Linked DNA regions of Homo sapiens: region 1 is linked to region 2. A link is an interaction called in ENCODE POLR2A ChIA-PET data of the cell type or tissue named here. Cell type or tissue: GM12878. All regions are shown on one strand. Each heading gives the region's core, and the rest is flanking DNA. Links, peaks and the distances in the headings are about the cores only. Region 1 overlaps KIAA1549. Region 2 overlaps ZC3HAV1 (zinc finger CCCH-type containing, antiviral 1).

Region 1 (2,914 bases), core at 98-2,597, 190 kb before region 2:
AGGTCGTCTACCACCGGGAACTCGTAGTGCCCGCGGCGCTTGGCGCGCAGGCGGATCTTGTTGCGATGGTGCTCGATCTCAGACTTGTGCCGCAGCGCGGTCTGAATCTGAGGAAGGGTGAGGGAGAGAAAGACAGCCATAGAGGTCCCGGGAAGCTTCTGGGACACACACTTCGCAAAGTCTTTATTTATTTTTATGTTTATTTATTTATTTGAGACAGAGTCTCACTCTGTTGCCCAGGCTGGAGTGCAATGGCATGATCTCAGCTCGCTGCAACCTCCACTTCCCGGGTTCAAGTGATTCTCCTGTCTCAGCCTGCCGAGTAGCTGGGATTACAGACACGCACCATCATGCCCAGTTCATTTTTTGTACTTTTAGTAGAGATGGGGTTTCTCTATGTTGGCCAGGCTGGTCTCGAACTCCTGACCTGAAATGATACGCCCACATCAAGCTCCCAAAGTGCTGGGATTACAGGTGTGAGCCACCATGCCCAGCCAGCAAAGCCTTCTAGGAGCGCCTTCCTGCTATGCTCCTCTCCTCTGGCCCACACTTAACTTGCTGTCTGTAAGCTCCACGGAGTCACCGAGAGAGCGACAGGCACAGACCAGGGAGGAGCAGAGACCCTGCCATCCCACGAGCTTTACCCTCAAGCACTGTGTGGTGCACTGGAGTCTTGTCACCATCCCCCAAAGCAGGGAAAAAAAGTCACTCGAACCTTGGAAATCGGCCAATGACAACTTTAAAGAGACATCTGATAACCAGAAAAGAATATTTTCCTCCTTTAGAGATCTTTAATAAATAGGACTGACAGATATAAAGAGGATAATTACCTAGTGTCACCAAAACAAGTTACCTGACATGAGACCCCCTGCCCCCAGAGTGGTATCCCCAAAGACGGAAACCTGAACTGCGTTGAAGCGTGAGGAGGATCAGAAGCTGAAGTGGCTCTTTCTGAGGAGGGCAGCCCCTGGTCGGCCGCACTAACACTTTTCTGCATGTCTGCCAATGCGCCCCAGAGTGTCCATGCACAGTATCTGATCTCCAACAAGCGTGATGTTTTACATTAAGAATCCTTGTCAGCAGCTTATGCCTTCAGTAACTAGTTGACACTGTACCTTGCACTCATTTTCAAACACAGACCCAATAAGTGTGTGAGTTTTTTTTGTTTTTGTTTTTGTTTTGAGATGGAGTCTCACTCTGTCAACCAGGCTGGAGTGCAGTGGCGAGATCCCGGCTCAGTGCAAACTCCCCCTCCCGGGTTCAAGTGATTCTCCTGCCTCAGCCTCCTGAGCAGCTGGGATTACAGGAACCCGCCACCACGCCCAGCTAATTTTGTATTTTTAGTAGAGATGGCGTTTCACCATGTTGGCCAGGCTGGTCTCAAACTCCCGACCTCAGGCGATCTGCCTGCCTTGGCCCCCCCAAGTGCTGGGATTACAGGCATAAGCCACCGGGCTTAGCCGAGTTTTTTAAGTAACAGACTTTTAAATAAAAGCAAATACCTCTTTGTTGATTTTATTGCTTTCCGCCACTCGGTCGGCTGGGGAGGGGCGCTGGACGGGAGGTGCCGGGATCGGCTGCATGGCGATAAGCTGGATCTTACTGGGGACCCGCCGGCTAGCCTCCGGGGGGCGGGAGATCCTGTCCACGTGCTCGAAGATGGAGGCTGATGAGTGCTGCTCATTTCCCGAACTGGGCAGTGGTGGCCCTGGAACAGAAGGAAAAGCAAAACACATACACGAAGTCATCTAAAGAAACAGCAACTAATCAAAATTGTGAATTATTCTTTAAAGAATCTTTGGATGGGCCTCTGACCAAAAATACATCCCCACTGCAGTAGCAGAGTGTTTACAATTTCACTCTCTGAGCTTAAATAGTCTGGGCTATATACTGTATCCTCTAACTTCATTAAAAATTACAAGTACCCTAAGAAGAGACGTGAGGAAATCATTATGATACTGTGTGAAAAACTGCACTGTTTTGTCTGTGGTTCAAAATCTTCATTCAGAAAGAATATAGGACAGAAGGAGCCTGAAGTTGCTCAGTAGTCAATAAGCCATTCACAGAACTCTCAGAAAACACATTTATAGCGGCTCTGAACTATTGCTACCATCTGGCAGGGAGCTCGCTGGAGTGATACAAATTCAGCTGCCAAGGCAATGTCGTACTACAGAGAAAACAGAAGACCAGTACGTGCAGGCAGGTACCAGTTAACAGTGACCACACTTCTGACTTTTCAGTTCTGATGTGGAAAGAAAACGAAGTTGAAGACACATGAGAAGAAAAAACCTGTTGCTTGCAGGGAATTAGTTCCTACTTTATTTATTTTTTTAATTTATTTTTTATTTTTTTGAGACGGAGTCTCACTCTCTCGCCTAGGCTGGATAGTGATTCTCCTGCCTCAGCCTCCTGAGTAGCTGGAATTACAGGAGCATGCCACCATGCCTAGCTAACTTTTGTATTAATACTTTTAGTAGAGACAAGGTTTCACGATATTGTCCAAGTTGGTCTTGAACTCCTGACCTCAAGTGATCCACCTGCCTCGGCCTCCCAAAGTGCTGGGATTACAGGCAGGAGCCACCGGGCCCGGCGCTAGTTCCTACTTTAAAAACAGTTGAAGAGTACATGTATAAATGGTTACATGGCAAATTTTAGGCCATGTATATTCAACCACAATAATTTTCTTAAAAACTAATCAGAACTGTGAAAAAAAAAAAAAAGAAATTCAAATGCACAAAAAAAAAGACAGAAAAGAAACACTTAAAAATATTAACAGAGACTGAATCTTCACATGATGGGTGATTTTTCCCCATGTCTTTTATTTTTGATAATGAGGATTTTCTGTAATAAGTATTATTTTTACAGTAGAGATAATCCCAATACACTTTAATTTTGAAAAAAGAGAAAGAGAAAA
Region 2 (2,914 bases), core at 116-2,615:
GTGCCTGTAGTCCCAGCTACTCAGGAGGCTGAGGCAGGAGAATCACTTCAACCAGGGAGGCAGAGGTTGCAGTGAGCCGAAATTGTGCCACTACACTCCAACCTGGGTGACAGAGTAAGACTCTGTCAAAAAAAAAAAAAAAATTTACTGAAAGGGACTTTAGATAGCTACACCAATCAGATTCTAATTCTTGGGAAATCAACTTGAGAAATTCAGAGAAAATTAGGCAGTTAGTGGCAGAAGATAAGGCTGAAGAGATATGCAGGTTGGAATTATGAATTAGAATTAAGTCAACTTAATTATATATATAGTTACTAAGTCTATTAATAGCAGGGGAATAAAAATAATAATAACCAGAGCAGTTAACATTTTCTGAACACCTGATCAGTGTTCGGAATGTGTTACCCAAGCAACCGTGAGGAAGGTATTATTATTAAGCCCATTTTACAGATGAGGATATACAGAGTGATTCATTTGTCCAAATCCACACAGCTAATGGGTGGCAAGGTGGAATTTGAACCTAGGTGAGCTAGATCCAGCATCCAGGCTGTTAACCTGGTCCCAAGAAAGAATCTTTGACTCTAGGCTGCTGCAGTTCTAAAGCAGAATAGGAAGCAACTCCCCTTCCTGAGGCCCTGATATAGCTCAGTTTCCATTCTTAGATTCTTGCGAGTTGTTTTCCATATGACTTCATAGTTATTTATCTTTTTAGTAACTTCCTTTTTCATCAAATAGCTTGAATTCTTACAACCAAAAGAACCTAGTTAGAACACCTTGATTTTATACTTCTCTTGAAGCCTGTTTTATGTAATCACACATCACCCAGAAAAAAAATATCCAACTCCAAAAATGTTCATGAACAATGTAGAGTTTACTGAGCAGTTCACAAGGAGAGTTACAATGAATCCCCCACAGCAACATTTCCTTTAAAATCCCTTCAATCAATATTATCTCTCACCAAAACCCTTGCTCTAACAGCTAGCTCATCCCTTTTTTCTATCTCTTTCTCCGCCCCTCATCCTCTATAAATCGTGTAGGAAAACAAAAGACACCCAAAAGAATCCACAGCAAAGCCAGGCACGGTGGCTCATGCCTGTAATCCCAGCACTTTGGGAGACTGAGGTAGGAGGATCACTTGAGCTCAGGAGTTCAAGACCAGCCTGGGCAACAAAGTGAGACCCCCTCTAAAAAAAAAAAAAAAAAAAAGAATCCACAGCAAAACAAAAACCCAGTATATATGATTATTCCTTAGGTGTACTGCATCAATCCAGCTCTTCACAGCTGGAGAAGCTAAAGCCCAGAGTATTTAGGAGACTCGCTCAGACTTCCCTTTCAGAAAGAAAATTCATTTTCCGATCTAGTATCCTTTCAGTCACACCATGCTGCTTAACAAGCATCTTACTCATCGATAATGCAAATGGAAACTGCAGAGTAATGCAAACAGGAACTTTTCAGGAAAACAGGCTCCAGATTCACGAGTGACTTGATGAGCCCAGGGCATGAACATCTCAAGCATCTGTCAGCAAACAGCTGCTTCAGAACACTTACTCTGGCCCTCTCTTCATCTGCTGCACATACCACTGAGGCACAAATGTTGGTCTTCTGATGACATCCTTTTGAGTTTTGGAAGCTATGTTTGTCTGAATCATCCCTTTGGACAGAAAAAAAAATAAAAGCAGTGAGAATCAAGATCAGCCCTAGAAAATGACTTCTTGTTATTTTGCAGAGGCTATTTACACGGCAAATATTCAAGACTGACCTGTATGTATACGAATAGAGAAAATCCTTTGGGATGAGAATTGCTCACAGTAAAAGACTTGTATCCTTCACTGCCATTAGTAGAAGGCTCAAAGCAAAGGAGTGAATGAATATTCAGGAATTAATCTCATCTTTAAATCCAAGTTGGATGGTAAAAGAGGAGAGCTGGGGCAGCCAAATAACAAGACACCATCCTTTCAAGCTTCCCTACACCAGACATCAGTGATTACGGGTTGGAATCTGGTAGCTGTCTTGAAGGGTTCTTTTCTACATCAAGTGTGAAATATCATTTTCAATTCATGCCGTAAACCTCAGTCCAAACTGTAACCAGAGTGAACCCTTCAGAAAGTAAGTCATAATACATTGCTAGTGAGAGTGTAAAATGAAACCACCACGTTGGAAAACAGTTTGGTGGTTTCTTATACAGTTAAATATGCACTCCTATGTGATTTAGCAATCCCATTTCTGGGTATTTACCCAAGAGAAATGAAAACCTGTATCCACACAAAGATGTGCACGTGAATGCTCACAGCAGCGTTATTATGATAACCAAAAAGGAGAAATAACCTAAGTGTCCATCAGCTGGTAAACAAATAAACTATGGAATAGCCTTACAATAACTTATTACTTATTCCTCAGTGATAAAAGAGGAACAACTACTATACATGCAACAACGCGGTTGAGTCTAAAAAACATTATTCCAGAGTGAAAGAAGTCAGCCACATGCAATGTGCCTACTGCAAGCGTTTATTAATATCAAATTCTAGAACAGGTAAAACAGGGACAGAAAGCAAATCAGCAATAGCCTGTGATGGGGATAAAGTGAGGTGTATGTGGTGTTGCTGGGGAAACTGATTGCAAAGAGACATAAGGAAACTTTCGGGATTGATGGAAATGTTCTATATCCTGCTTAGGGTGGTGGTTACACGCATTTGTCAATACTCATCCAACTGCACTCTTAAAATATGAAACAAACATAAACCACACACACACACACACACACACAAAGCAAATCAGATCATGCCACAACACTGCTCAAAATCTTCCCGGGACCTCCGCCTAATAAAATATCCAAGTTTCTATCACTGCTCTCATCTCTTACAGACCATCTACCTGTTCTGTGAAACTTCAAGCTGGTCTGTACCTTCCAGCCTTA

What was found. Peaks named below come from ENCODE experiments on the same cell type or tissue, not always from the same donor. Only the 100,000 strongest peaks of a DNase experiment are listed, where the experiment ranks them.
Region 1: POLR2A ChIA-PET joins it to region 2 with 10 read pairs; 9 of 35 experiments call an interaction of 5 or more read pairs at or near these places.

Annotation. Positions count from the first base shown.
Region 1 is chr7:138,869,655-138,872,568 of GRCh38, forward strand. It overlaps KIAA1549, which reads right to left. Exons shown (of 20, transcript NM_001164665.2): 13 at 1,503-1,708; 14 at 1-107. Among named protein-coding and RNA genes, the nearest start is that of ATP6V0A4, 73 kb to the left of the region's middle. In GM12878, for the core only: no CTCF peak of the experiment used is centred there; no DNase peak of the experiment used is centred there.
Region 2 is chr7:139,059,488-139,062,401 of GRCh38, forward strand. ZC3HAV1 (zinc finger CCCH-type containing, antiviral 1) reads right to left here. Exons shown (of 13, transcript NM_020119.4): 9 at 1,549-1,651. Among named protein-coding and RNA genes, the nearest start is that of MIR10399, 17 kb to the left of the region's middle. In GM12878, for the core only: no CTCF peak of the experiment used is centred there; no DNase peak of the experiment used is centred there; H3K27ac peaks cover 233 bases.